Regions from separate parts of the Homo sapiens genome. Here region 2 is linked to region 1. A link is an interaction called in ENCODE POLR2A ChIA-PET data of the cell type or tissue named here. Cell type or tissue: HepG2. All regions are shown on one strand. Each heading gives the region's core, and the rest is flanking DNA. Links, peaks and the distances in the headings are about the cores only. Region 1 holds the start of ETV4 (ETS variant transcription factor 4). Region 2 holds the start of DUSP3 (dual specificity phosphatase 3).

Evidence for each region. ChIA-PET counts read pairs that join two places held together with the same protein. Peaks named below come from ENCODE experiments on the same cell type or tissue, not always from the same donor. Only the 100,000 strongest peaks of a DNase experiment are listed, where the experiment ranks them.
Region 2: POLR2A ChIA-PET joins it to region 1 with 10 read pairs; 2 of 35 experiments call an interaction of 5 or more read pairs at or near these places.

What each region holds. Positions count from the first base shown.
Region 1 is chr17:43,539,018-43,553,958 of GRCh38, forward strand. It overlaps ETV4 (ETS variant transcription factor 4), which reads right to left and starts at 7,323. Exons shown (of 13, transcript NM_001079675.5): 1 at 7,168-7,323; 2 at 6,541-6,651; 3 at 6,257-6,350; 4 at 5,958-6,005. The coding sequence starts at 6,600. It also overlaps a transcript of DHX8 not described here. RefSeq lists enhancers at 1,385-1,885, 5,912-6,689, 6,690-7,467, 7,589-7,748 and silencers at 6,519-6,578, 6,619-6,668, 7,119-7,238, 7,289-7,428, 7,449-7,498. In HepG2, for the core only: a CTCF peak has its summit at 5,159; DNase peaks (open chromatin) are centred at 5,684, 6,634, 7,054, 7,374 and 1 weaker place; H3K4me3 peaks cover 4,871 bases; H3K27me3 peaks cover 653 bases.
Region 2 is chr17:43,764,220-43,779,160 of GRCh38, forward strand. It overlaps DUSP3 (dual specificity phosphatase 3), which reads right to left and starts at 14,758. Exons shown (of 3, transcript NM_004090.4): 1 at 14,581-14,758; 2 at 10,493-10,719; 3 at 1,906-5,595. The coding sequence starts at 14,705. The coding sequence ends at 5,390. RefSeq lists an enhancer at 14,022-14,316 and a silencer at 14,249-14,938. In HepG2, for the core only: no CTCF peak of the experiment used is centred there; a DNase peak (open chromatin) is centred at 7,942.

The DNA.
Region 1 (14,941 bases), core at 3,248-11,247:
CACCCACGGCCTCTTACCAGGATACCCTATTTTCATTCTTACCTCCTATGGTCCCTTGCTCTCCACCTAGGTGTCACAGTGATCTTTTTACAACAGAAATAAAATCATTTCTCTCTGTTATTTAAAGCATGAAATCCAAACGCTTGCCCTTGGCCTCCAAGGCTCTGCATGACTTGGCCTTGCCTACCTCTCTGACCTGCCTCTCCTTGCCTGTGAATCTGCAGCACTCTGGTCTCCTTTCTAGCCCTCAAAGCTGCTGAGCTTGTTCCTTCTTCCCCAGATGCTTTCTTGCCTTTTTCTTTTTTTCCTGACCATCAGAGTCTCAGCTCACTTTGACATCTCTGGAGAGGCCTTCTCTGACCACCCCTAAACCAAAGTGGTTCCTCCTGGCTCTCTATTGCATCTATGTTTTGTTTTCTCCCTGGCACATATTGCCACCTGAATATATTAATTTATGTTTACCTGTTTGTTATCTACCTATCTCCTCCACCAGGAAGTTAAGCTCTGTGAGGGCAAGAGCTTTATCTTTTTTGTCATCTGATGCCCCAGCACCCAGCACAGGGTTAGAGTAGACGCTCAGTGCTGTTATTTCTTGACTACATGAATAAACATGCAATAATCGTTTGTCCTCAGGCTGGCAGAAGTCAGCACTGTGGGCCTGAGGGCATGCACTGAAGAGATCCTGACCATCCTAGCCCTTCCCTGCAGGCTCCCCCTCTCCACACACAAGGCAACACTAGAGGCAGGTCCTCTCCAGGAAAGCACATCTCACAGGGGATATTTTAGGTTGTGATATGTTGCTTGGCAAGAATATTCTTCAACAATTTGCTTTAAATATCAGAGGTGCCAAGTGTTTATAAACATAGGCTTATATTAATAGATAGTTGATTTCTTGACAGAAGCATTAGGGAGAGGGAGTTTAACAATCACAAGCCACCAGCAGCTAAACGAGAACTTAGGACAAGTCAACATAATAATACTTTGGTCTGAAGTGACCAAAGACATCAATGAGACATGAAATCCGCTGGCAAGAACAAACAGAAACACACAGCCAGCACACATCTTTTCAGGAGCACAAACACGGCAAAAAGACAACCATTCCCAAACTGGCCTGATTCAAGAGTCACCAGGACGTTGTTAAAAACACGATTACAGCCAGGTGTGGTGGCTCACGCCTGTAATCCCAGCACTTTGGGAGGCTGAGGCAGGCAGACGATCTGAGGTCTGGAATTCTACACCAGCCTGGCCAATGTGGCGAAACCCCATCTCTACTAAAAATACAAAAATTAGCCAGGCATGGTGGTTCTCGCCTGTAATCCCAGCTACTCTGGAGGCTGAGACAGGAGAATCGCTTGAACCCAGGAGGTGGAGGTTGCAGTGAGCCAAGATAGCACCAATGCACTCCAGCCTGGGCAACAGAGTGAGACCCTGTCTCAAATAACAATAATAAAAATAAAATAAAAACACGATTCCCAGTCCCCTCCTCCGGAGAGTCCCATTCCATAGGACTGGGGTGGGGCCCAGGCATCTGCATTTTAAAATCTATTATAAGGAAGTCTCCTGTGTCAGGCTTGAGTGCAGTGGCACAATCAGAGCTCACTGCAGCCTCTAACTCCTGGGCTCAGGTAATCCTTTCACTTCAGCCACCACAACCTTAAAAATAGGCACATTTGGATAGAGGGTAAGAGGCCAAATCTGTCCACCTGCCCAGGGATGCAAAGCCAGGCTCCCCACTGTGCCCTCTGGTCCATTCAGAGGCAACATCCCCCAAGGTGGCAGGAAGCTGGGGTGATGGGAGCAGAGTGACCAACATTTCCCTCCCTCCTACTAGGCAAGAAGGGTCCCAAGGGAAAGGGTGGTGCAGAACTCAGGGGTGGCTGACGCATTCCGGCCCCACCCCTGGGGCCTCATTAACTGCTACTTTCCATTGAGGTAATGGGCTGGGGGTATCTCTTGCTGGCGTCACTGGTGCTGGAGAGCAGAGAACCCTCAGCATCATCTTGCCTTTCTTCCTGCCTCGGGCCTGACAGTTTAACCAGGGACCCCTCCAGGCCCGGAATCCAGGAGGAGGCTTCCTCCAGCACACAGACCACACCCCAAAAGAGGTGGTGCCATCCTCTTCCCAGAGCCAGGAGAAATCTGTCCTAGCTCAGCCCCTCCCCCAAACACTGGCCTTCTCCCAAAGGGGTAGGCCAGGGCCCTCAGTCATCCAGAGACTGTCAACAGGATAGAAACAGGAACACTGAGCCTCGCGTTCCTGGAGAGCAGGAGAATTTTTAATTACCATGTTTCGTCTTAAGTGTACACCACTCTCTTTATTTATTTGTTAACTTGGCTGAGTCTTGGCTGCCAAGCCAGTGTGCCAGGGTCTGTCCCCAGCTCCATCCCGGTACTAAGATGGAGTTTATCTGTCTGGGGACGAGGCAGATGATTAAGGAGGGGGTGGGAAAAGTGCCAAGACAGCATAATGCCCAGAGAGAGAGAAAGAATTTTAGGGACTCTCCTTTCAAAAAGGGGGGTTAGTAAAAAAAGAGGAGGGGCTTGGGGGGTCTCCCAAGCTGGATTCTGGAAGAACTGAGAGGTTAAAACAGAGATACACTGAAGCTCACCATAGGTTAGCCACCCACACTACATATGCTCGGTCACCCTCTTCCCAGGATCCAGTCATAGGGTGAAGGGGGTAGAGGCATTCTCCAGAGCTTCTGCTCCATTGTGTCACCGCTGTCCCTTACCCTGCCCCCACCCTGGCAGCCTCTGTACTGGAAGGAACCAGTTCACTAGTTGTGGAGGGGACATATTTGTCCCCAAGAGTCTTCAGGAAGGGGAAGAGACAGAAAGATGGAGAAGGAGGCATTGTAGCTGGGAAAGATTAGGGAGGAGATTAACCTCATCCCTCCCCACAGACATGCCGAGGCACCAGTGTACATGCACTCGGACGCATATTCAGGGATGCACACACCCTAATTCCTTTTACTTCACTCTTGCAGCAGCAAGACAGCACAGGGTGAAATGTGCCCTCCATGCATGCCCTCCACACATGGGGTCTTTTTTTGACCTACAAATATGATTGGGACAGCCAAAGGGCAAAGGGACTGGAGCCCTTGGAGGAGGGTTGGGGAGCAGTGATTCCTGTGAAAAGGGGAGCGCAGATCGATCGATCCCTTTGAGAATCTGATAAAAGCTATGGGTCATTCTCTTCCTAAAAAAATCCATACACCTTTATGTATGGTGCACTTCCAGCAATTTTACACACAGTATCAGAGGGATCAAGGATCCCAGCAACCTATCCATAGGGCTTCTGGGAATCCACAGACCTGAGCCTCACACAAAGGGGTCATGGCCTAGAGTCAATGGCCCTTACTACCAAATAGACAACAAAGTCATTTTCCCCAAGGATTCAGGGCTCCTGACAAGCCTGGAAAGGAACCTTGGACAAAAAACCAGCATATCTTTTACCATAGCCAGACACATATTGGGCTCAGCCTGCCTGAGCCTGGGTCTCCCTGTAGCAGCCTGATTCTTTCCCCAACATCTCAACAGATCCCAGGCACCCCCAAATCAGACACGCCCTCCTAGCCTCACATCATTCACCCCTGTGTACAAAAACCCAACCCCAAGGATATGTGAGCTGCCTCCATAAAGCCGCACTCACACTCACCCTTCAACGCCCGGACGCAGGACACTGAACCTGCAACCACACTGGAATCTTCCTGTATCTGCCCGGCTCCAACCTGTGCCTCCTCCAAATGCTGTCTTCACAGACCCACCCACACTACCAGGACCCCCCTGCTGCTTCTCTTCAAATTGGGGCTTTGGAAAAAACCAAACTGAGAAAGGGAGGTTGGGCTCTGGTCCCCTTTCCTCCTAATGCGTCCCACCACTGGCAAGTTTCCAAAGAAGCTAGTCCCTCCCTGCCACCCCAAAGCTCCCCATGGGTTGCCGGGGTCACTGACCTGGTGGGAAGAGACAGGAGAGGAGGCTGGGGTGGTGTTGGGATGGTGCAGGGGGACAGGGCCCCGGCAGCTGCATCTGTCTCCGCAGAGAAAGTGAGAAGGAGCGATCGGCCTCAGCATCCCCCCCTCAGACCTGGCCATCCATCACCAGCTGGGAACCTGAGCTGCTCCCTCAGAAGGAAGGAGAGGGAACCAAGGAGATCCCAGCGCCCACCCCCCTCACCTCCGCCTTGCAATCCCCACCCCACCTCCCCACCCACTGGATTTAAATGTACAGGGCAGCAGCATGTAACTAACACACACACACTCTCTCTCTCTCTCTCTCTCACACACACACTTGCTGTCACACCGACACTGACACAGACAGACATTTGTACCCTCTCCAGACCCCTGGCCAAGGGGTGGGACTTCCAAGGTAGAGAGATGAGAGCATTTTCCTCCCCCTCCCATCTCAAACCCAGGCACAGATGGACCAGCTGCTGCCAAAATGCCAACCTCAGCCCACCCCTAGCTCACAGCCCTAGGAGCTGCCCACTGTGGGGACTCTCAGCTGACAGGCAAGGAATGAAGCCCGGTGAGCCAGAGAGAAATCAGGCACTGGGAAAGGAAGTCTTTGAGAGCCCACGGAAACTGACACCTCTGCATTCTTCAGCTCTAGCCCAGCTCCAGAACCTCAGAAGAAGGATGGGGAGACGGGGCAAAGCTCTGCCTGTAAATTGGAGCTGGGCATGCAGGACTTGCAGGGTCGGGGATGATGCACACAATACCCTCAGAACCTCCAGATCCCTCCAGCACTCACACAGCCATTCAGCCATTATTTCCACAAAATGTCTTGAGTGCTTGCTCTATGCTAAATAGTCATTCTGTCAACATATATATTTTTAGAATATCATAGTGGGCAAGACAGACCTAGTCTCACTCCAAGGATCTAGTCAGGGGTCATTTTCTTTTTACTCCGAGCTTCTATGGAGAGTTCCAGGGTAGTTGGATTTGAGCTTTAAAAAAATTAGATACCCAGGGTGGAGGGATGAGGAGATCCTAAGGAAAATACCTCAAAAAGACCTCAAAAAAGGAGTTCCTAGTGTTTTGGCTTCTTCATTTTCATAGTGTTAAAATAAACCCTAAGATGGGGGTAGTTAACCCTTCCCTCTCAGAGACTGTCTAAACCACCATTTTCCCTCCCACCTGCAGCCCCACCAGCGACACCCTCAGGCCCCACCAAAACGCACTGAAGAATCCAACCAGGAAACCTCCTGAACACACCACTTCCCCATCAGACCCAGCCACGGACCCAGCCACGGACCCCACCCCAGCCAGCTCACAGCTAACTCCCCAGCACACAGGAAGGGGGGAATTTGCCTGGAGGCAGAGGTATTCAAGCGGGATGGAAGAGGGAGGAACACTTGCTATTAGAATTACAATCAAGGCTATTTGGGGAGGGAGCCCTGGGCTCTCTGTGCCAAAGGACTGCCGAAAAGAATTATTTAAACTTTTGTTGTTCTTTTGGCTTGGACAGTAAATTGTTTGGTGCTGGGGGTTGGGAAGAAGAGAAACCCAGGGGATAAGAATCAATGCTTGGGCAACTCTGGAGGATGAGTGACAAATTAATTTCTCCCCCCACCCCCCACCAACAACACCCCAACATGCACCTTGGCCTGGCGGCTTCTGCAAAACAAACTTTACAAATGAAAATTTCAACCAGGAAAATGGGCCTGGGGCCAAGTTCCATTCAAATAAGCAAATACCCCACACAATGGTCTGATTCATCCTCAAGCCTAGTTACACAAGCCTGGCTCAGGGTAGAGAAAATAAATATCAATATAAGTGTCCACGCTGGGTGCTGGGGTGAGTAGAGTGGCAAGGGACCTGGGGAGAGGGCCTTGGAGAACTCCTTGAGGCAGGGAAGGGAGAGGAGAAGTGTAGGGCTTAGGGTGGAATACCAGGGGCTACGGAGTGTCCCCCTGTCCAGCCTCCCAAAATAGAAAAGGTCACAAAACTACTCACCTTCAGCGAGCCACGTCTCCTGGAAGTGACTTAGATCCTGGAAGAGATCTGAGGGGTAAATAGTGGAATTGGAGGTGAGGTGGAGGGGACGGTAAGAGAGAAGGGGCCCTAGCAAGACCCGGTGACTCCCCTGCCTTGGGAGTAGGGACCGAGAAGAATGACCAAAATCCCTTGGAGGGCGAGTTTTTTGGGGAAACAGGCGGGGGTTCCAGAATCGGCCGTGTGTGTGTGTGTGTGTGTGTGTGTGTGTGTGTGTGTGTGGCGGAGGAGGGTCGCGGTTTGTCTCTCTTGCTCTTTACCTTCAGAGTCGAGGGGCGGCAGGGAGCCCGGGTCCATGAGCTTCCCCAGCGGGCCGATCAGCGCTTCGCGCAAGCTCCCATTTCCGGGCGATTTCTGCGAGAAGCGGGGAGAATGCCCGCGAGTCACCCTGAGGCGCTTAGTCTGGGGGACGAGGTTGGGGTCCTCGGGTGACTCAGGGGCGGGGCAGCCCAGGACTCCGCTGGGACTGCGGGGAGGGGGGCTGTGGTGAGAGTAGGGGCTGGGTGCGGGGCGGGGCGGGCGTGGAGGCCGGCGCGGCGCTCACGCTGCTGAAGGTGTAGGGCACTTGCTGGTCCAAGTATCCGGCTTTCATCCTCCGCTCCATCCGGCCGCTCCCTCCGGCCGCACGGCCGGGGCCCCAAGCGGGGGCCGAGACCTGGTGGGGGAGGGGGCTGCGTTCGCACACCGTCCAGGGAGGGCTGCGATGGGGGCGGGGAGGGGGCAGTCCCAAGGCTCTGGGTCCGACGGCGAAACTTCTCCGACTCACTGGGGCGATGGCGAGGTTTCCGCCTGCCAGGCCGAGCGCCACCACCACTCCCCTCCCGCCAAAGGCCAAAGGAGGTCCCACCTGCTCCCAGGAGCCGGGCTCGCCGTTTCTGCTTTCTGCAGCCCTGCTTTACCCGGGCTCGGTTACATAAGAACGTGTGTGTGTGTGTGTGTGTGTGTGTGTGTGTGTGTGTGTGTGTGTACGCGCGCGCGCGCGGAGGAGCAGGCGAAGCGCACACCATCGCATGCCCACAACTCCCGCGCCCCCTCCAACCCTGAATCCCAGCACCTCCCACCCCCGCCCTGGAATCTGCGGAGGCGGGTGGTGAGAGTGAGTGTGGTGTGCATTGGAGGCGAGGCGGGGAATCACAGACACTCTCCCTCCCTTTCCCTCCCGCAGCCTCACCTGAGGCCGGGGCGTCTGGGCTGGAGCCGCGGGGGGTCCCGAGCATGCCCTGGAGCCCGCACCGAGGGCCGCGGGGCTAGGCCGGAGTAAGGCGGCCCCGGCCCCGGGTCCCCAGCGCACCGACTTGTTTTTCGGGCGCAGCAGACAGTTGTGAGCCCGGGGGAGCAGCTGATTGGTGCATTTCCTTCGCTCGGCCTCAGCTCTCCACCCCCCGCCCCGCCACACCGCCCCCCGTTTCCCTTTGTTTCATTGACTTTTGTGAATGGAACCCCAGGGCTGGGCACGCCCGCCAATCCGGAGAGTCGTCCGGCCTGGCCGGGGGGCGGAGTTTCCCAGCCGCGGGGGCCAATCAGAATGTAGGGGTTGGCTCCCGGCTTCATTCAGTGCTCCGGCTCCCATTCATAAAAAAATAAAACTCGCGGCTGGAGTTCATTCATAAAGAACCGAGAGAAAAAGAGAGAAGCCGAGGACCCCGCGGCTTCTTCACCGTCTCGCCACGGTCTTGGGTCTGATGCGCCGCGTGCTCCTCCGGCTGGCGTCTGCACACGTCTCTGCATCTGCGTGTACGTGGGAGTATGAACATGTCTGTGTGCGCCCAGGAGGGAGGCGACCGGGCTTGTGTGCCCAGAGGAACAATAATAACTAGCATTTATGAAGCGCTCCGCTTCCACGTGCTCATTTCGTTCCCATAACCCGGCGAAATGGATCGTTTGTATCTTACAGATATTAAAAATGAAACTCAGAGAGGGATGGTAACTCTCCTGAGGTCACTCAGCTAGTCAGCACCTCTGGGGTTTACAGCCTCAAATCCCTCACACTCTCCTGTACACCCCTCTGAAGCCATGATTAAATGAGTTAAGCTATGTGACAACTGATACACAGTAGGTGATCAATAAATGTAAACTGGCACAGAATCCAGGCTTTTCCTCAAGGGTCTGTTCTCTGCAGAGCTGTTTTGTGACCCACTTTCTACTGATTGCAGCAGAAACCAGAAGCCCCAGGGTAGATGATTTCCGAAAGTGTAGCTCCCTCTCAGCCATCTTCCCTCTTATCTGAGAGCCAGCAAAAGGAGCAAAAGCCCCAAAGGTTCTGATGATCTGGAGGCAGGATGGGTTTCAGTTTTAGCTAAGAAGCTGGTCATAGTCTCTGTCATCTCATCCATTCACCACTTCTTTCAATAAACATTTATCGTGTCAGATACAGTGCTGGGTTCCAGGCAAGCAGCTATGTCCAAGACAGACATCTGAGGGGACCTGGGGTGCTTGGGCTGTGGCCATGGGGGCACAAAGGACATGAATCCTCAAAGGCCTTTTTGCTGAGACAATTCTCTATGTCTCCAGCCTATGCACTCCTTTGAGGACAGCCTGATTTTTTATCCTGCCTGTTTGTGATAAACACAAAAGAATGTTCAAATGCCAGGCCAGCAGGAGTGGCTTCCCAAATTCATCTAACCTAACACCCGCCACTTTACAGATGAGGCAGTGGAGTTTCAGAGAAGGAAATGACACATGTAAGCTCTTTGGGCCTGTCTGGCCAGAACTAAGGCTAAAACATACAATTGCTGTTTAGTGTTCATAAGGGCTCATTCCATGAGATCTGCTTGTGCAAATGGAAGTAAACTTCCCTTTCTATAGGTGCTGTAATATTCTATAAGGCTCATGTCTATTGTCCCTCTCCTCCAGGAAGCCTTCCATGATAGCCTGAATCAGTTCCTTTAGCCATATACAACATTCTTGACTATATCTCTGGTGTGGATGTTTTTCATCCTGCCTCATGGTATAGACATCCTTATCTATGGAGAGCTCTCCAGAGCTCATTTGCCTCTGAAAGTCCTCCTCAGCCTGTTAGCATGCTTATGAGGGTGGCATGAAATGCTTGTGTAGTGAATAGGTACAATAAAGACCAAATTAATTGAGCTTAGCAGGAACCCTGCCCAAGGAAGGAGAAACAAGCCCAAGCAAATCCCAGCTTTGGGCTGGATGGAACCAGTTTAGAGACAAGTGTGAGTTCTGGCCAAGAGAAGTGGAGAGGAGGACAGAGGGCTCTTCCTGGAAGGCAGCTTTGATGTGGTCTCCATGACAACGAAGAAGAGTCCAGTAGGTCTTTAAGTTGGTACTGGGCACTTCAGTAGGATGGGACCTCTCTAGGGATGCCAGTGCCCCTCTGGTTCTGAGTTTTTTTGTTTTTGTTTTTGAGACAGAGTTTCACTCTTGTTGCCCACACTGGAGTGCAAAGGTGCAATCTCGGCTCACTGCAACCTCCGCCTCCCGGGTTCAAGCGATTCTCCTGCCTCAGCCTCCCGAGCAGCTGGGATTACAGGTGCCCGCCACCATACCTGGCTAATTTTTTGTATTTTTAATACAGACGGAGTTTCACCATGTTGGTCAGGCTGGTCTCAAACTCCTGACCTCAGGTGATCCACTTGGCTTCCTAAAGTGCTGGGATTACAGGCATGAGCCACCAAGCCCAGCCTTTTTTTTTTTTTTTTTTTTTTTGAGAGACAGGAGGGTCTCCCTCTGTCACCCAGGTTGGAGTACAGTGGTGCCATCATAGCTTACTATAACCTCAAACTCCTGGCTTCAAGCTATCCTCCCACCTCAGCCTCCCAAGCAGCTGGGACTACAGGCATGCACTATCATGCCTGGCTAATGTGTTTGTTCATTTGTTTGTTTGTTTTTGTAGAGACAGGGTCTCACTATGTTGCCCAGGCTGCAGGTTCTGAGTTCTTATATTCTTCTGGAGGGCCCCTGGCTCCCTGGTGAGTAAGTGCCCCCTCCACATTCCCAATCCTCTCCAGCCCTGGCAGAGGCTGAGTGGCCTTCCTCCCTCAGGCTAAGAGAAGATACTGCTGCTGTCACTGACCTCTGATTGAATGTCCAGGCTCAAAACAGTGATATTTCCAAGGGGAACATTAGCCTCTTACACCACTGGAAGTAGTTGGTGGGGAGGGTATAGAGGGGCTGGAATTTCTGTTGGGAATCGAGTCACAATAACCGACATGTACAGCCATGCCCTGCTGTAAGTGCATGACCTGCATTAACTCAGGCAACCTCATAACGATCCTGTGAGGTAAGTATTAGGATTTTCATTACCATTTTACAAATGAGGAAACAGAGCCCTCACAAACACACATCTACCCCAAGGCCCCCCACAACAGACTGAGGACCACCCCAAATGGACTCACAGGCATGCAGACACTTTGAACTCACAGACTCACAGGCATGCAGACACAACAGGCCAGATGGAGGCCACACCTGAGCCAGAGATACACAGGAACACTCTTGGATGCAGGACGCTCACAGTCCCCTCCTGGACACACAGCTTCGTGGACACATGCAGCGTACTCCCTGACACCCTCCAGCACATCTTTGGTGGGGGTTGCACAGGTAAATGCTTCTTTCCCGGCTACGCTAGTAGATTGGGGGCTGAGCTCTGACCTGTTTCCCAGGAGCCTAAGTTATAAAATGTAAATGTGAGGCTTTGATATGCAAATGTTCATATAAAGGCAGGCTGTGGCTTGCTCAGGAGACTGGAATATCAGAGCACTGTGATGAGTAGGGAGAGGAAGCTATAGATTCATCTGGATCAGACATCAAGGTGGCTCAGGAGCCATCAGAGAAGCAGGCTTTCCCCAGGGCAGGTTTCAAAGAATGAGCGGCATAGGGCTGGATTTGGTTCTCTGGGTTGGGTTAGCTGGGGACATCCTGTGGGTGACCTATGCCATGTGACTGTGAGAGAAGGATGGAAGTATCCTCAAGGCCTAGCTTCCTCATGGTCTGGAAGAGCTGAGTTCCAGAGCCTTAAAGGGTGGAATCCAGTGGGGTAACCTTGGGAGACAGCTCTGCAAGGTCAGATGGATGAGATAAATAGGGTCAAGTAATGTCCTATGTCCCTTTAGTGTCTCCCAGACTGGAGACACTAGAGGAATGAACCAGACAGAGGGGTCAGGTGGTGGGGATGAAAGATGGGGAGCCTGCGGTCCTCCCCATGGGCTGGTGGGTCAGGATGACCAAAACATGCCACTCTTTGACTTCCTTTTGTCTTGTGTCATTGTCCCCTTTTCACATTGCTTCCTCTAAATTACAGGGCTTCTGGATGATGGGTACGTGGATATGTACCCCTGAAATTAACTGCCTGCACCAAGATGCCTGGTGCACATTTTTCTTTTTCTTATGTATTTATTATTTTAATGTTATAGAACTAAGCAGATTTTTTTTTTGTGGAGGAGGTGCAGGGACAAGTTGTCACTATGTCACCCAGGCTGGAGTGCAGTGGAACGATCATGTCTCATTTGCTGCAGCCTCGACCTCTTGGGCTCAAGCGATTCTCCCTCCTCAGCCTCCTGAATAGCTAGGCCTACAGGTGCTCGCCACCACGACTGGCTAATTTTTAAATTTTTTGTAGAGATGGGGTCCCACTATGTTGCCCAGGATTGTCTCAAACTCCTAGGCTCAAATGATTTTCCAGCCTTGGCCTTCCAAAGTGCTGGGGTTATTATAGGCATGACCCATCATACCCAGCCTGGTTTTTATTTTTTAATCATAGATGTCTTTACAAATATCTTGTCAATATATATCACCTTCAACATGGTTGGAAAGGCACCACTTTTGGAGAACGTGCTGGGGAGGGAGGTAAAACAACTACTTCCCTTGTTCCTCTCCATCTTTTACTCAGCCTGAGATCTCTCTTGAGACTCCAAAGAAATGGGGCTCTCCTTCAGCCTGCTAGCTGGGAGTATATTGGGCTAAAGAGGAAGCGCACAGATAAAGCTGATGTCTTGCTCAATTCCTAGGGGCACCCTGTGGAGGAGGAGAGCAGTCTCCATATAAAAGTTCTAAAGATGAGGACTCTTTTTCCCTTGGGTGGTGCAGGCATTGGACGTCCTCAAGAATCTTGGGAGAAACAGAAGATCAGATTGTCCCAGCCTGACTCATGAAGGATTTCTTCTGGCAGACAGAGCAGACCGAGATGCAGTTAAGAGTTTGAGGTGGGAGGCCGGGCACGGTGGCTCACGCCTGTAATCGCAGCACTTTGGGAGGCCAAGGCGGGCGGATCACGATGTCAGGAGATCGAGACCATGGTGAAACCCCGTCTCTACTAAAAATAAAAAAACTAAAAATGGCTGGACGCAGTGGCTCACGCCTGTAATCCCAGCACTTTGGGAGGCCGAGGCGGGTGGATCACGAGGTCAGGAGATCGAGACCATCCTGGCTAACACGGTGAAACCCCATCTCTACTAAAATACAAAATATTAGCCGGGCGTGGTGGCAGGCACCTGTAGTCCCAGCTACTCGGGAGGCTGAGGCAGCAAAATGGCGTGAACCCGGGAGGCGGAGCTTGCAGTGAGCCGAGATCGCGCCACTGCACTCCAGCCTGGGCGACAGAGCGAGACTTTATCTCCAAAAAAAAAAAAAAAAAAAGTTTCAGGTGGGAGATTCTGGTTCCCTCCTCACCCCCACTTGTGTGTGACAGTGTGACATTCCCAGGAGTAAAAGAATGAACACAATGACCTCTGTGGAGCCAAATCTACAAGGGATTGTTTTAGAATTATTTATTGGGGAAGGAGTGTTACCTTCTGAGGAGCTGTAAATTGAACTTGTCAGGATCCCAGTGAGAAACATCTTAATTTTTTTTCTTTCTTTCTTTCTTTTTTTTTGAGACAGTCTCACTCTGTCGCCCAGGCTGGAGTGCAGTGGCGTGATCTCGGCTCACTGCAAGCTCCGCCTCCCGGGTTCACGCCATTCTCCTGCCTCAGCCTCCCGAGTAGCTGGGACTACAGGCGCCTGCCACCACTCCCGGCTAATTTTTTATATTTTTAGTAGAGATGGGGTTTCACCTTGTTAGCCAGGATGGTCTCGATCTCCTGACCTCGTGATCCACCCGACTCAGCTTCCCAAAGTGTTGGGATTACAGGCGTGAGCCACCGCTCCCGGCCACATCTTAATATTTTTAAACAAGGCTAAATAAATGCATCGTCCTTTCTTCTGGAATATTGTCCCAGGAGGAAATGTTGGAGCCCAGTGCTGGAAGGCTAGCAATCAAGGATGCCCCAAGGAGAGCAAGTTTTATTTTTAGAAGGTGCTGGTGACTAGCTTTTCATACTTGCTATTTGCAGTAGCTCAGGGCTCTCTCCCAAATGCAAAGCATTCCTTGTCCTGTTCTGTCTCCTCCTGTTAGATTTCAACCCTCTCTGCTTCTAGATGAAGCGCCCCAGCTCAAGGACGGGCCCTCTCAGAAAGCTGCAGGATATAACATTTTCTTTTCCTTTTGATTTTTTTCTCTTTCTGTTGAAGAGAGACAAACGGACAAATGTCAGCAGGCTGAAGGATGAGAATGGAATTGGTGCCAGTTGGGGAAAGTCCAGGATGCTCCCCTTTTTAATTAAGTACGGACTTGAATTATGAGGGGCCACAGAGCCTGCTGGGTGGGGCTCTGCTAAGGGAAGGCAATTTCTCTCGTTAAAGATTAAACACGGTTTATTCCACTTAGCCTCTCCTCAGCCCTCTGAGAGTGTCTGTATTTGCTCTTGTTGTCAGGAATAATGGGCAACCGAGTGGACGCCCCAGCTTGATAAGGCAGGGACAGAGACAGTTCTGTCAGCACTGGCAGAAGCCTGGGGACTTGACTCTTACCTGAATCTTTTTGGGAGAATGGTGGTAATGGGTTGGGGGGAGAATTCCTGGTTTTATTTCTGAGATTTTAAAAAAATTATATTTAATTATTATTTTTATTTTTATAGAGTCAGGGTCTTGCTCTGTTGCCCAGGTTGGTCTTGAACTCCTGGCCTCAAGGGATCCTCCTGCCTTGGCTTTCCAAAGTGTTGGAATTACAGGTGTGAGCTAGCACACTGGCCTTGATTTTTTTTTTTTTTTTTTCTAAGAGACAGGGTCTCGCTCTGTCACTCAGGCTGCAGTGCAGTGGTGCAATCTCAGTAGGCAGGTGCCACCACTCCCAGCTAATTTTTGTATTTTTTGTTTTTGTTTTTGTTTTTCTGAGACGGAGTCTCGCTCTGTTGCCTAAGCTGGAGTACAGTGGCACGATCTCTGCTAACTGCAACCTCCACCTCCCTGGTTCAAGCGATTCCCCTGCCTCAGCCTCCCGAGTAGCTGGGATTACAGGGGCACGCCACCACGCCCGGCTAAGTTTTTTGTATTTTTAGTAGAGATGGGGTTTCACCATGTTGGCCAGACTGGTCTTGAACTCCTGACCTCAGGCAATCTGCCCACCTCGGCCTCCCAAAGTGCTGGGATTACAGACATGAGCCACTGTGCCCGGCCGTAATTTTTGTATTTTTTGTAGAGTCAAGGTTTTGCCATGTTGCCCAGGCTGGTCTCGAACTCCCGAGCTCAGGCAATCAAGCCCTGAGCCAGCGTGCCCAGCCTTGTTTTTGTTTTTATCCAAAACACAAACTCTTCTCTCTCACTAGTCCCTGACTGCCCCCAGGCTGTAGGGTTTTCCTGAAACTCAGGGAGCTGCTGCTGTAGATTTATTTTTCTTGTTGATTCTCATCTATCCTACTGGCGACCCCAGCCCAGATTTATCTGGTAATTTACAACCACAGTTGTTAATTAATGATCTGGAGCCACAGAGCACAGAGCCCAGGAAATGATGCTCCTTCTGGGTAGGGGCGTTGCTTTCCTCTTGCTTTGTGGGGACCATATGCCTGGGTGGAGAAGAGGATGGCAGAAAGAAAGGATGTTAGGGGAACACATGCTGAGAGGACATAATACCTAACCAGAGGGGGACCAGGCATTCTGGACCCCAACTTGAGTTT
Region 2 (14,941 bases), core at 4,220-12,219, 230 kb after region 1:
GCAATTATTAATAGAGGTGGTATAAACATTTTGTACAGGTTTTTTGTTTTGTTTTGTCTTAAGACGGAGTCTTACTCTGTCTCCCAGGCTGGGGTGCAGTGCCGTGATCTCAGCTCACTGCAACCTCCGCCTCCTGGGTTCAAGTGATTCTCCTGGCTCAGCCTCCCGAGTAGGTGGGATTACAGGTGAGCACCACCACACCTGGCTAATTTTTGTATTTTTAGTAGAGAAGGGGTTTCCCCATGTTGGCCAGTATGGTCTCAAACTCCTAACCTCAAGTGATCTGCCCACCTCAGCCTCCCAAAGTGCTGGGATTACAGGCATGAGCCACCATGCCCAGCTGTGTGCAGGTTTTTATACGAACGTTAAGTTTTCAAATCATTTGAATAAATACCAAGGAGCATGACTGCTGGATTGTGCAATAAAAGTATGTGTAGTTTTGCAAGAAACTAAACTGCAAACTGTCCTCCAAAGTGGCTGTACCATTTTGCATTCCCCACTGAAACAAAGAGTTCCTGTTGTTCCACATCCTCACCAGATGCATTTTTTCAAAAGGACAATTTTCTTATGGGCCTTCAAAGGAGAGAACAATCTCTTTCCCCTGGGGAGGATCTGGGATCCTTATGGTAAGATGTGGCATTTGGACCAGACTTTGAATGACAGGCCAAATTTGGAAAGTATATTATGCTCCTTTGACTCCTTGGGATCATAGAATCTTTGATCTGGAAGGACTCTCAAAGGTCATCCGGTTTCATTCTCTACTTGGTTCTGGAGGAGGCCCCTATCTCTAATTAATGGAAACTGAGGATTCTCCTTATTGGCTGCATTTTAAAACAGATTTTGCTCCCACTTGTAGGTGGTAAAAAGGAAATATCTGGATTAGGAGGGCAAACTTCTGCTTTTAGGCAGTACCCTGCATTGAGGGATGTCCAAATCACCTTGTCTTTATTTACACATCCATACACAATGGAATGCTATGTAGCTGTTAAGATGAAGGGGGTAGAACAATAAAAACAATAACCATAATATAAGCTAAGCAAAACAAACAACAAAGCAGAGATATCTCTGTATATACACACGTATGCACATATGTGTGCTTATATATGCTTGACATTTTCCTTTAAGGATATGATGCTTATGGGGAGACAGATTGAAGGAGCAAGTGACTCACTTTTCCGTATAAGCCTTTTGCATTGTTTAAGTGTATTACTATGTACATATAGTATTATTTTTAATGAAAAATTTTTTAAAAATTATACTTAAAAACTTTTACCTGTTTTATATTTTAGTGCTCTGCCTTAAGATTTTGTGTAGAACCATAAAGATTACATTGTCAGAGTCTTGACAAACAGGAAGCGAGTCCAATTGCTTCATGTGATAGAGGGAATGGGAACCTCGAGAGGCTTTCTCTGCCCAGACTTCTGTCTGGGAGGAAAAGGCAACTACTTTCTCTAAGGTTTTTTATTCAAAGGAACATAGCACCAATAGTGGAATTTAAGGCATCTGGGGGAAGGGGATATGTTTAGGGACTGTTCATTTGCAGGATCACTCAAATCTCAAAATGTCACCCAGTCATCACGTGAGGCTACCTTGAGATGAACACCCTAGTCCCCTGCTTTCTTAGAAGCACAAACCTTACCTCCTTCATTCAGGACCATTATGGCCATTCTACCTAAGAATATTCCTACCAGAACATTTCTGGTACTGGAAAGGTGTTCATCAATATCTACTGCATAAACAGTGCCATCATGGAACCTATAACTAGCTCAGAACGGCTATGTTTTAGATGATTATTTTTAAAAAGTTAGAAATCGCAAATATAAAAGCTAAGCCCAAACAAAAAAAGCTAAGCATAAAAACGTAAAAGAATACCAACTGTGATAAGAAGGACAAAAAAACAATACCTTTGTAATGTAAGACATTTATTTTGGCTAAAGTTCTGGTGTTTTAACACTGATTTGTGATACAACGGACATTAAACTTCCTTTTAAAAAGAAAAAAACAATTTGGTAGCTCTCCCTTTTCTGTCCAGAAAAATTCACTCTTTCATAATCAAATTACCCTAAAATTTGGTGGCGTTAAGAGGCAACAAAAGTTAAGCTTCCAACGAATCTGTTCTCTCAACCGGAAATGTCTTCTATTTCCAATCAGGATAAAACCTTGACTTACTTGCAAGGACTATCACGGTTAGCCCTTCAGTGATTCCTGACACCAGTTCTGTGAAAAAGAAAATTTCCTGCGAGAAAAGCTCATGTCTTCATATTGAAGATCAGTACTTTTTTTTTTTTTTTTCCTTTAAAACAGTAGCATCTTAACTTGTGGCACAAAAGGCACCAACATTCCCTTTCCAAACCATCCATCACCATGGGTGGAAGGCAGCGCCACCTGCTGCCCATCATATTATGGCTCACATACCCATAATTTCCTTGCGGTGCTGAATTCCAAGTGGGGATTATTAGAGACCCCTCAGAGCCAAAAGGGGACCTTAGAGGTCTTCTAGATGAGTCCCCTCATTTGTAGGTGGTGGTTTCTGGATAACTCAGAGTGGCAGGGACACAGACGAGCCTGTGGAAAGGTATACTGCTTTAAGATTGAGAAGAAAACCATTTGGCGCTCTAATTTTGCCTGGATGGTGCTCTGTCAGTCAAAGAAAGGGAACAGGTCTGGGGAGGGGGTAAGGGCACCCTGAGTTCCTGTTCCATCACTTCCCAGGCAGTAGAAGGCTGTCCAGGAACAGCTCCCATCCGCAGCTGGGCATGTGTTGGCTCTTACACAAGAGACTTTAATTTTACTTGAAGAACTAAGAGCTAAATCTTGTTAAGTAAATACGGGGTTTCAGGGGTGAAGGACTATCAAGAAATCCCAAGTTATCAGCATAAAAGTAGTCCCAAAGTAAAGGCAGTAATTCTCCCAATGGCCTTTTCTCCCTCATGCCCCCACAGAGACTTTCGAGAGGTCCTAGTTAGCCAGCCACACCAACCTGCTGTGTTCGCGTAAGTAGCTGTGCCTGTCCCATGGGGTGACCACTGCCTGGTCATGGGAGGGGAGCCCCAGCCCCAGCTCCCTAGCCTTTTCCAGGAGCAGAGCAGAAAGCTCTACTTCGGGGTGCTACATCCCACCTGGAGAAAGAGCTGCACATTCTAGCCTATGAGGGACCCACCCTTTTCACTTGCTTCTCCGGGGCTGGATTGAGGGTAAGTGCAGTACACCTGGAGATCCCAGGGAGCCCCCTTCTTGAGAAAGAGTATCGTATGAAAGAATCCAGCTTCAGGGAGCAGCAAACCCAAAATCTTGCCCAGCTCCACCTTATGGAGCTGGACAACCCTGGGGGCCAGGCCCTTAATCATTCTGAACCTCAGTTCCTTTTTTTTAAAAAAGGTCACAATACAAGAACAAGCTCTACTAACTTTACAGGGTTACTGTGAGGCTCAAGTTAGATTAAGTTGGAAGGCTACCTAGAAGCTGTGCAGTGAGGTACCCAGTTTAGAGGATGGCCATTTCACTTAGGTGGGTTTATCTGGACACCTTTTTCACTATCTGGAGAAGAAGACACATACTGGTTGTTCAGGGCTGCTGTGGTCACAGAGAAAAGCGGACAGCAAATGACCAGGCTGGGCAGGGCTGCTTCTGTGTGATCAGAGACCTTCCCAGCCGGGAGTGAGGCCTTACGCCACACCTGCCTCTCCGTGTCCCAGCCAGGAGCTCCTGGCCAACTCTGAAAAAGGCACATTCCCTACCTTGGCATATTAACACTGCCTGAATTTAAATGTAAAACTGAGTTGTAAATAGTCAACAAAAGTCCCTGATATTTCTTTCGTTTTAGGTAAGACTCCTTCACAAGGCCTTGCGAGTGATCCTACCATGAATTCAGTCTTCTGGGAGCGTGACACACCCACCAGAACAATGCCCTATATATATTTGGTGCTCAAAAAGTGTTTACTTTCTTAAACTTTTATCAGACACCTATGTGCAAGGTGCTGGGGGCATGGCTGAGGACCTTCTCTTTGCCCAGAGTGACCCTGAAGATAAATAGCATCACAATCACTTTCCATAATAACAATAACGTAAAATCCTAACAAGACTGTATTTAAAACAAAACTCTTATATTCTGGCAAATGTGCATACACATGTGAGGGCTGGTGCATTCCAATATCATCCTTAGAAAGTCTTTTGAAAGGTTTATCGTGTTTGGGTTTTTTTGCTCTACCACCAATAAAGGATCCATTTGGACACTCCGCCATGTCTCATGTCTGCCTGGCTGAGTCACTTCAGGGATCCCGTGCTGGCACCAGAGAGCTGTAAGAGCCACCTGCAATGGGCAGGGTGTGTGCCTGGGACCTTTCACTTCCCTGCTTGTCTTCTGGCCGCGTTTCTGAGAGGCACGCCCCCCACACACATCCATGCACACACGCTGTAATTGGCCAACTTCCTCCTTCTGTTCTTGGAATAGCAACCGAGACAAAAAGCAGTTAGCACGAGTGGCTTGGGCTTGCCAACACTACAATTCAGGACAAAACCCTTGTAATTCTCCAAATGGTGGGGTTTTTAAATAGGTTGGACTTCAACTCCCTGTTTTCTAAAAAAGAAAAAAAAAAAAGCATGCCCAAGGCATCACTCTTCTCAAAAACGAAGTGACTGAGATAAGATCGAAGGGAAATATTCCAGAGCAGCAGATTCTGAACTCAAGGCTTCCAAAGATTCACATTTTGAAAACTCTATGGATTTAGGAGGGTTCTCCAGGTTTGCCCACAAGGCCTCTTTGTGTAGGGACCATTCATCCTAAGGAAATCATTCAAATGCAGCCTTGCTGTGGGAATCTCCATCCACTAATAACTGACGGACACCCCCACCCCAGCTTCGGACCTCAAGACGTGAGAGGGCTGCCTATGCACAGGGTGTGGAAGGCTGTGGGGACAGTGCAGGGCACAGACGTGGTGGGGAGAGTGGCCTGCATTTGCATAGTTCCTTTACTAGGGCTCAAGGTGTTGAGGTCCACACTCAAGAGAGGATTCGGGAGTTGGGGAAGGGAGGTCATGAGGGACCTCTGTGAGCATCTTAGGCCTTACACTTCCACACACCTCCTGCCGTGGGCCATCGGGAAGCATGCAGGCCACAGGCCTTCCCCCTCTGAGCCCCCATCTCAGGGAAAAGACATCATAAGTTACAGAAACAGGACAACTGGGGAGCAAGGACGCCCCCCTTGGCAAGCTTCTTTATGTGCTCCCCAGGGTGGGGAAAGTGGCCCAGGACTGTGTTGGGACACACTTGTAGACAAGTGCCTTGTGATGCTGGGAGCAGGGTACAGTGTGTTTCCTAAACATGGCAGCTCGGGACACCTTTGCCCACGGCCTCCCCCACGGACCTCTCGAGCAGAGGTGGTGGGGGTGCCCTAGGGTTTCAACTTCCCCTCCTTGGCTAGTCTGTCATTGAGCTGGCAGAGCTGGGCCAGGAAGCCATCGTTGGGGCCGATCTCACGGTTCTGCCTCACGATGCTCAGGGCAGACTTGACGTCCATCTTCTGCCGCATCATGAGGTAGGCGATAACTAGCGTTGGGGAGCGGCTATAACCTTCCCGGCAGTGGACGAGCACCCGGCCTGTAAGAAACAGGGGAGACGTGGTGAGCTGGGGGCGTCCCATCACACCATGGCGTTGGTCAAGACTCTTCCGTGAAGTGCCACTTAAAAGCACAATGTCACGCCACTGTGTGCCTGTCAGAATGGCTAAAATGAAAAGGATGGAAAACCCAAAGTGCTGGTGAAGATATGGGGCAACTGGAACTCTTCTGCGTGGCTGGGGGAGGTGAGGCGTGAATTGGCACAACCACTTTGGAAAGCTGTGCGGCACGGCGGTATCTCCTCAAGCTGAACACGTGCATCCCCTCTGGCCCAGCAATCCCACTCCCAGGCCCAGGTCCAATAGAGATACGCATTCACATTCACGAACATGGGCCAGAATGTTCACAGGCAACACTGCACATCATGGCCCACAGTTAGAAACCCCCAAAGGCCCATCCACAGTAGAAAGGACAAATACAAAGAATGACCAGACTGCCACTTAGCAGAAGCAACACGGAGGCAGCACACACATATGAGGTGGATGAGCCCACAGAGTAGGAAAGCGGGCAAAACCATCTGTGCTGTCAGAAGCCTGCAAGGGGCTGGGCACAGTGGCTCACGCCTGTAATCCCAGCACTTTGGGAGGCCAAGGCAACTGGATCACAAGGTCAGGAGTTCGAGACCAGACTGGCCAACATAGTGAAATCCCGTCTTTACTAAAGATACAAAAAAATAGCTGGGTGTGGTGGCGCGAGCCTATAATCCCAGCTACTCAGGAGGCTGAGGCCAGAGAATTGCTTGAACCCAGGAGGCAGAGGTTGCGGTGAGGTGAGATTGTGCTGAGATTGTGCTCCAGCCTGGGTGACAGAGCGAGACTCTGTCTCAAAAAAAAAAAGAAGCCCGCGTGGCAGAGGCCCTGGGAGCTGGGGATGGGGGTGGTGGAGCATAGAGACTGGGGGTGCTTTCCAGGGTGCTGGTAGTGTTTTGTTTCTTTTTTTTTGAGATGGAGTTTCCTTCTTGTTGCCCAGGCTGGAGTGCAGTGGCGCGATCTCGGCTCACTTCAGCCTCCGCCTCCCGGGTTCAAGCAATTCTCCTGCCTCAGCCTCCTGAGTAGCTGGGACTACAGGCGCATGCCACCATGCCCAGCTAATTTTTTTGTATCTTTTAGTAGAGGTGGGGTTATTTTAATATAGTGTGTGTGTGCGTGTATATATATGTGTGTGTGTGTGTGTGTGTGTGTGTGTGTATGTGTGTGTATATATATATATATAAATAGACACCATCTCTCAATATCCACAGGGCAGATTGGCTCCAGGACCTCCTGCCGATACCCAAATCCACAGATGCTCAAGTCCCTGATTATAAAATGACATCATATATGCAAATAACCTCTGCACAGCACATCCTCCCCTATACTTTAAATCATCTCCAGATGACTTATGATACCCAAGACAATGTAAACATTTATTAGATTATATCATCTAGAGAATAATGACAAGAAAAAAAATCTGTACATGTTCAGTACAGACATAACATCTTTTTATGTTGTTTTTAATATTTTTCAGACTGAGGTTAGTTGAATCCACAGATGTGGAACCCACGGATATGGAGGACCGACTGTATATTCTATTGGTTCTGTTTTTTCTAGAGAATCCTGACCAATACACTGGTTATTAACTCATGATCCACCTAACCTCAAGGTGCCTCAGTTTTCTTATCTGGCCAATAGTACCCATTGCACAAGGTGGTTAGATTAAAGGAGAGGACACATGAATCCTCTAGGTTAGCACCTGGCATCCATGTGCACTCAATAAATGTTACCCAATACTGGGCATCCTCTGGTAGCACCTAGTACACCCTCAACTACAGCAGCCCTGGTCCTGTGTCATTGCCAGACATGCGCAGATTGACTTTTCTCTCCCAGAGGACGAATTCTTTAAGAGCAAGAAATGGCCGGACACGGTGGCTCACACCTATAATCCCAACACTTTGGGAGGTCGAGGTGGGCGGATCCCCTGAAGTCAGGAGTTCGAGACCATCCTGGCCAACATGGCGAAACCCCGTTTCTACTAAAAATACAAAAAATTAGCTGGGCATGGTGGCACATGCCTGTAATCCCAGCTACTCAGAAAGCTGAGGCAGGAGAATCACTTGAACCTGGGAGGTGGAGGGTGCAGTGAGCTGAGATTGAGCCACTGTACTCCAGCCTGGGTGACAAGAGCGAGACTCCGTCTCAAAAAAAAAAAAAAAAAAAGGCAAGAAATGTGGGGCATTGATTTTTGGATGCGTTACAATCTCTAGCATACACTATGTGCTCAATAAATATTTGCTGACTAGCTGAGTGAATTATTACCTACTAACACCTCTATAAGGCCATTGTTTGGCAAGGAATCTGCTAGCCCAGAGTCCAACAGAGTCTCTTCTGCTCCTATCACCCTACCCCCAAAACACCACTCTATTTTCCCAATGCCTTCCAAATCAGGAAGCAGGAGTCCTCCACTTTCTTGCCCATTCACCCTCCGGCCTGTATGCCCGAAATATTCAGAGTGGGGCTTCCCCTGCCCCACCCTAGGAATGAGACCCTCTGCAGAGCAGCCACCTTACCATCTAGAACATACTCTGCATGCCCAGTGCACACAGAGCCTACTGGGAAAGGGGCCAGTTCAACCTCCCATTCCTCTAGGCTCAGCCCAGATGCCACCTCCTCCATGAAGCTGTTTTCCCAGCTAGAAGTGACTGCTCCCTCTTGAGTACCCTCAGCCATCCCACCCAGCTCTCAGTGATGGGTCCCTGGGCCCCACACACTGTTGGAGGCCAGCATGTTTCTGTTGACTCACTTCGCCACTCATTCTTAGAAGCATTTATACTTGGCATTAGAGCCCATGGAATTCTTCATCACTTGCTCATTCATCATTTGCAGTGTACCTACTATGTGCCTGATGCTACATCAGGTGCTAAGGAGACAGACAAGGAACAAAGTAGACCCAGCCTGAGGGCAGGCTTCATGGAAGAGAGGACACCATGCCAAGGACAAGGTGGAGTTTGCCAGAGGAAGGGGTAGGGAGAGGCAGAGAGAACTTTTCAGACTAAAGACCCAGCACACCTGGACTGAGACAGGTCAAAAAAAGGGCGTGTTCCTAGTTGTTTGGAAAGAGGAAACAAAGTCAGAGAGCTTGAAATTCCCTGAATGAATAACCAATTGCTATTATACGAGAACAACAAAATCCTTCCCCTTCGCCCAGCCTATGTTTACACAGGGTGAGGAACTCAGTACAGCTGGAGTGGAGGAGGTGAGCAGGGTTGGGGGGTGACAGTGACCAGGAAGGACCATGAGGGGCCTGTCAGCAAAGTCTGCAGATACTCCACAGTAAAGCTTCTCTCTGAGCCCTGAGCGTTCACTGTCCAGTGGTCTAGAAAATTCTGTTTACTGGAAATCATTCAGACAGTGAGCCTGCTGGGCCCAAGAGTCATCAGTGTAGTACAGCCAAGGCTGTTCACACCTCATGGGGGTCCCCTCCGCTGGGAGGGTTTGGGGTGGGGAGAGACGAAGAGGTAAAGGGAGGAGCTGAGAGAAACAGCTAAAAGCAGAAAGGGAGAAAGGGCAAGTGGCCCAGCCTGCTCAGCTGATGTCTGCTTTGTGGCCTTCTAGGGTTTCTTGCTGGAATGCCTTGGTGACTGCCAGCGCCTTGGTAGTTCTCCTTCAGTCTTATCTTATATTTGGGGGCTGCAGGAAGTGTTTCGTAAGTGGCTGGAAGATTTGGCCAGGGGGGCTGTGGTTTGCTGACTGCCAACCTAAGCTGACCGCAGCTACCCCTTTTCTCCTTGCCAGGCAATCACGTGAATCTCTAGCCAATGAGATGTGAGGGGTATTTCTGGGAAATGTTTTACTTGTTCTTAAAGAGAGAGACTGGGCATGGTGGCACGTGCTTGTAGTCCCAGCTACTCAGGAGGCTGAGGTGAGAGGACTGCTTGAGCCCAGGAGTTGGAGACCAGTCTAGACAACATAGCAAGACCCTGTCTCTTTAAAAAAGAGAGAGAGAGTGGCCAGGCGCGGTGGCTCATGCCTGTAATCCCAGCACTTTGGGAGGCAGAGGGAGGCGGATCACCTGAGGTCAGGAGTTGGAGACCAGCCTGACCAACATGGTGAAACCCCATCTCTACTAAAAATACAAAATTAGCCAGGCGTGGGGGCGCATGCCTGTAATCCCAGCTACTTGGGAGGCTGAGGCGGGAGGCTGAGGCAGGAGAATCGCTTGAACCTGGGAGGTGGAGGTTGCGGTGAGCCAAGATCGCGCCATTGCTCTTCAGCCTGGGCAACAAGAGTGAAACTCCATCTAAAAAAAAAAAAAAAAAAAAAAAAGGAGAGAGAGAAGAGGAAAAAAAAGAGTGGGAAGAGATGGCTGCAGGGCCTCATCTGCTGTACTTTGTCCTGCTTGGATGTGGTGACTGGATCCCATCTTGGGACCATGACGGGAGCACCCAACACTGAGGTGGCAGAAGAGAGAAAGGGAAAGGGCCTGGTCCAGAGGCCACCATGGAGCTGCTGAATCAAGCAGCCCCTTAATCAACCAGCCCCCATGCTCCTTCACCTCAGGACTTCTTGCCATGCACATTAACACATTAACACATCTTCCTCATCGTTACAGCTGTTTGAATGGGGGACGTGTAAGCAACTGGAAACCAACCTCCAGCCAAAGTGCAGTCAAACGCGAGGACCCTGGGGCTGCCATGGTGTGAATGAGTTGCACATCCTGTGACACACGGGGCCACTTGACAGCCAGCCAGGTGAGCAGAGAGAGACCTACAGCTCTGTCGTTCACCCCAGAAGATGGGAAACAAGGGAGTTTCTAAGAAGAGACCTGTTGTGGGCCTGTTTTCCAGAGGGACAGTCCAGTCAGAGCTGCCTCCCATCTTTTCCTGGTGGGAGGTCCCTTACCATTCTTTTGAGCCAAAGCCTGGTCAATGAAGTCGGCAGCCCTTTCAAAGTAAGCGCTGAGGTTGAACTCCTGTGTGTCGTTGGCCTTGATGCCCAGGTATGTGATGCCGGAGTCCTTGTAGAAGTTGGCATTGGTGTTGACGTGCATGAAGGACCTGCCCTCAGCCGCGTTCAGCACATGGGTGATGCCTAGTTTCTGCAGCTTGGGGATGTCCTGAGCCACAGACCTGGACAGGAGACAGTGGTGGGGATGATTAACCAACCAAATGGCAGCCCCAGGGGGAGGAAGATGGAGAAGGATTTAAGCCTCTTAGCAAAGCAAGGAAACCCTCCATGCTCTGGCCCCTGCCAGCTTCTCCTGCCTCATCTTATGACCTCTTCCCTCACTCTGGCCATATCGAATTGCCAGCAGCTTCCCCAAATAGACTGGTGGTTTCATAGCCATGCTGTCCCCTCTGTCTGGAATGCTCTTTCCCACCTTCTCTGGAGAAATGCGCCCTCTCATCTTTCACACCCTCCGCAGTGTTTGTCTCCCCTCCATTCCATTTGGCCCCATGCTCCCTAAGCTGTGGTGGGGGTGTACATAGCCAACTGGTTACAGATGGGCTCTGGAACCAGACTAACTGGGTCTGCATCCTGCCCAGGTACTAGCCAGGCAACCTTAAGCAAGCCATTTAACCTTTCTGTGCCTCAGTTTCCCTCTCTGTAAAATGGGGATAACAGTGCCTTCTCCTTGAGGTTGTTATGAGTATTAAATGGGCTATTCCATTGACAGAGCTGGACACGGTAGTGAGCACTATGATTCTAATGCTTGATTGTGCTTCTGTGTTTAGACATCCAGACTGTGAGCTCCTTGAGAGAGGAACCATGTCTGCTTTAAGTCTGTTTCCCCACCATCTGCTATAGTACCTGCTACATAGTAGGTGCTGAATAAATAAGCGGTGAATGAGTGCAAAAGAATAAATTTGTCACGTACCAGGCAGCCCCCTCCCTGCCCCCAGAGGGATCCTACCTGCCACATTCCACTGGCTACGTTTCCAAAGCTCTTTTGGGTGATTTAGTACTTGGGGAGTAAGTGGCCCCAACAGAACTATGGGAGGTTACAAAATAATTTATCTAAGGTCGGGTGCAGTGGCTCACACCTGTAATCCCAGCACTCTGGGAAGCCGAGGCAGGTGGATCACCTGTCAGGAGTTCGGGACCAGCCTGGCCAACATGGTGAAACCCCGTCTCTACTAAAAATACAAAAGTGAGCCGGGTGTGGTGGTACATGCCTGTAATCCCAGCTACTCTGGGATTACAGAGGCTGAGACAGGAGAATCACTTGAACCCGGGAGGTGGAGGTTGCAGTGTGCTGAGATTGTGCTATTGCACTCTAGCCTGGGTGACAGAGTGAGACTCCGTCTCGAAAAATAAAATAAAATAAAATAAAAATAATAATTGGTCTGAATGGTGAAAAGGCCCCTTTATTTCATCTCACAAAACATCCCAGTCCAAATAGCAGTTTATACTTTATAAAATGCCACCTCCTGTGTGATCTTGCTTGCCCACTGCGAGCAGCCCTGTGAGGAACAAGGATGGCAATATCCCTGCTTAACAGAGCTTGAACTCAGGCCCAACAGGATGAGCAGAGGGATGGGCACAGGCCCCGTGTGCTGCTGGTGGCAGATCTGGGAGAAGACCTCCTTTCTCCCGACATCCAGCCCTGCTCTATCTTCCACCTCACTCTGCCCCTCATGCCCACATCTGCTGCAAAACCCCCAAGGCCTGGCACATGTGGCTCACACAGGCTCTGGCTCTGCCTTGTGAGGACGTGGCTGCGGCCCTGATTTTGTTAAGGGAATGGAGCCCAAATCCTCTTGGTGCTTGGTGCTCACTGATCCTCCCTGTTGAGGAACCCCCACACCCCTGGCCAAGTCAAGGTCAGAGGTGCTTAGAGGGCAAGGGATGTATTTTCTACAGTGGCCATCAGCAATTGCCACTCTGGCTACACCAGACGTGTACAACCTTGGTTTCCACTTGGGAAGTGATGACAGCTGAATGGCCAACCTGCCCAAGCAAGCGGGATTCCTGAGGCTAACAAGGCCTGCTTGCTGCTTGGTGCAAGAGGAAGGGTGTCTCTAGAGCTTTCCAATTCCTGAAGCCTTTGGCTGACACTGTGGGACTCTGTTTATTCCTGCTTAGGACACCGCGCAAGACTGTGAAGCAGTGGCTGATAGAAAAAAACACTTTGAAGAGTCACTCCCATTCATCTCCCTTCTCTAATACTTTTTTTTTTTGAGATGGAGTTTCGCTCTTGTTGCCCAGTTGGAGTGCAACGGTACGATCTTGGCTCACTGTAACCTCCACCTCCCGTGTTCAAACGATTCTCCTGCCTCAGCCTCCGGAGTAGCTGGGATCACAGGCGCCAGGCACCATGCCCAGCTAATTTTTGTATTTTTAGTAGAGACAGGGTTTCACCATGTTGGTCAGGCTGGTCTCGAACTGCTGACCTCAGGTGACCCACCCGCCTCGGCCTCCCAAAGTGCTGGGATTACAGGCGTGAGCCATCGTGCCAGGCCTCTAATACTATTAATAATTCAACATTCAAAAAATTTACAATTATCATTATTACTATCTCTACTATGAATGAACATTGTACAGTGCCTGACATAAAGCAGGTGCTCAGACTGGTGAATGAATGATGGAATGGATGAGAACTGTCCCCATGAGGCTGGGGCCTGATGGACCCCTTCTAGTTCCATGATGACCCCCATTTCCGTGGCAGTCCTTGGCAGGCTAAACAGCAGGTCATAGCGGAGGTCAGGAAATACATACATGAACAAGACATTGACCCTGTCCTTGTAGTCCCTCACACACTCTGAGCCACCATTTCCTCCTCTGTAAAATGGGAGGAGGGTTAGTTTTGAGTTTTCAACATGCCATCCTTGGGCTGAGCCATGAAGCTTAGGATTTTGGTAACTGGGTCCTCAGAGTATCGTGAAAATCCAACTTGAGGCTTTCCAAGGCTGTACAGGCATGCTAATATATTCTTTCTTGAGGCTCCTATTTCACATCTCAGAATGTTAACACTGGTTCTTTCCTGCTGATTAGACATTCTTACTAGAAAAAAAATTTAAAATTTAAATTAAAAAAAATCTCTTACTGTCCGGGTGCGGTGGCTCACGCCTGTAATCCCAGCACTTTTGGAGGCCGAGGTGGGCGGATCATGAGGTCAGGAGTTTGAGACCAGCCTGGCCAAGAGACCAGCCTGGCCAATATGGTGAAACCCCGTCTCTACTAAAAATACAAAAAGTAGCCAGGCGTGGTGGCGGGCGCCTGTAATCCCAGCTACTCGGGAGGCTGAGGCAGGAGAATTGCTTGAACCCAGGAGGCAGAGGTTGCAGTGAGCCGAGATCTCGCCATTGCACTCCAGCCTGGGTGACAGAGCCTGGGGGTGAAAGGTCAAGAGCCTTTTCTAGGTGGTGGCTCAGGTCCTTAGGGGGGTTATCACTGGACCGTTCTAGAATCTCCTGTAAATCAAATCACATCTGGAAGGTGGGGGCCTGGAAATCCCGGCCCAGCTCCCCGGACTCGCTCATTTGGGGTGTTTAGGTTCCCTGATCCGGGACTGCCGGGCCGGGAAAATTCCATGCCCGAATTGTGACGTCGGCCCGTTGCCATGGCGGCGAAGGCAGACATTCCGCGGTGACCTCACTGCAGAACCAGGCAGCTGTCACATGACGCGCGGGCAGGAGACCGGCCGGGCGACCGAGGGTCACCTGTTAAGTGAACATGGTAGCCCCGACCCCGCCCAAGGCCAAGCCCCAAGCGGGTGGCGGCTGGGACCCGGGCAGGCGCCACCCGGGCTCCGTGCACCCCGCCACGGGGAAGGGCCGCGCCCGGCCAGGCAGGGTTCCAGTTCCTTGGCCCCACGCGCGGGGGTAGGCGTCGACTCCAGGCCCCTCCCAAGCCCCCGCTGTGGCTCCCGGAGGGGCCATCGCGCCCGGGCTCCCCCAACCCAAGACTCGCGACACCCCGACCCCAGCCTCGGGTGGGCGGGGCGTCCCGAGAGGGACGGCGGGGCCGGGCTCGCGAAAGGGACTCACGCGTTGCCCACGTAGATCCGCGGGGTGACCTCGTTGCAGGGCTGGCTCGGGAGGCTGTAGCAGCCGCTGCCGTCCGAGAGCAGGTCGTTGAGATCCTGCACCGAGAGCTCGAACGAGCCCGACATGGCGGCGGCGGGGCCCTGCACGCCCGGCAGGAGCAAGCGAGGCGGAGAGCGGCGGATCAGCTGGGCGGGGGCTCGCGCCGGGAGCCGCCCCGTCCCGCCCCTGGGGCGGGCCCGCCGGGCTCCGGGAGCTGCGGAGCGCGGGCGCCGTGACGCGGGGGCCCCGCGCGCCACTCCTGGGCGCGTCCCGGGGGGAAGACGCCACCGCCCTGGAGTCTCAGGGGTCCTCGCCCCATCCC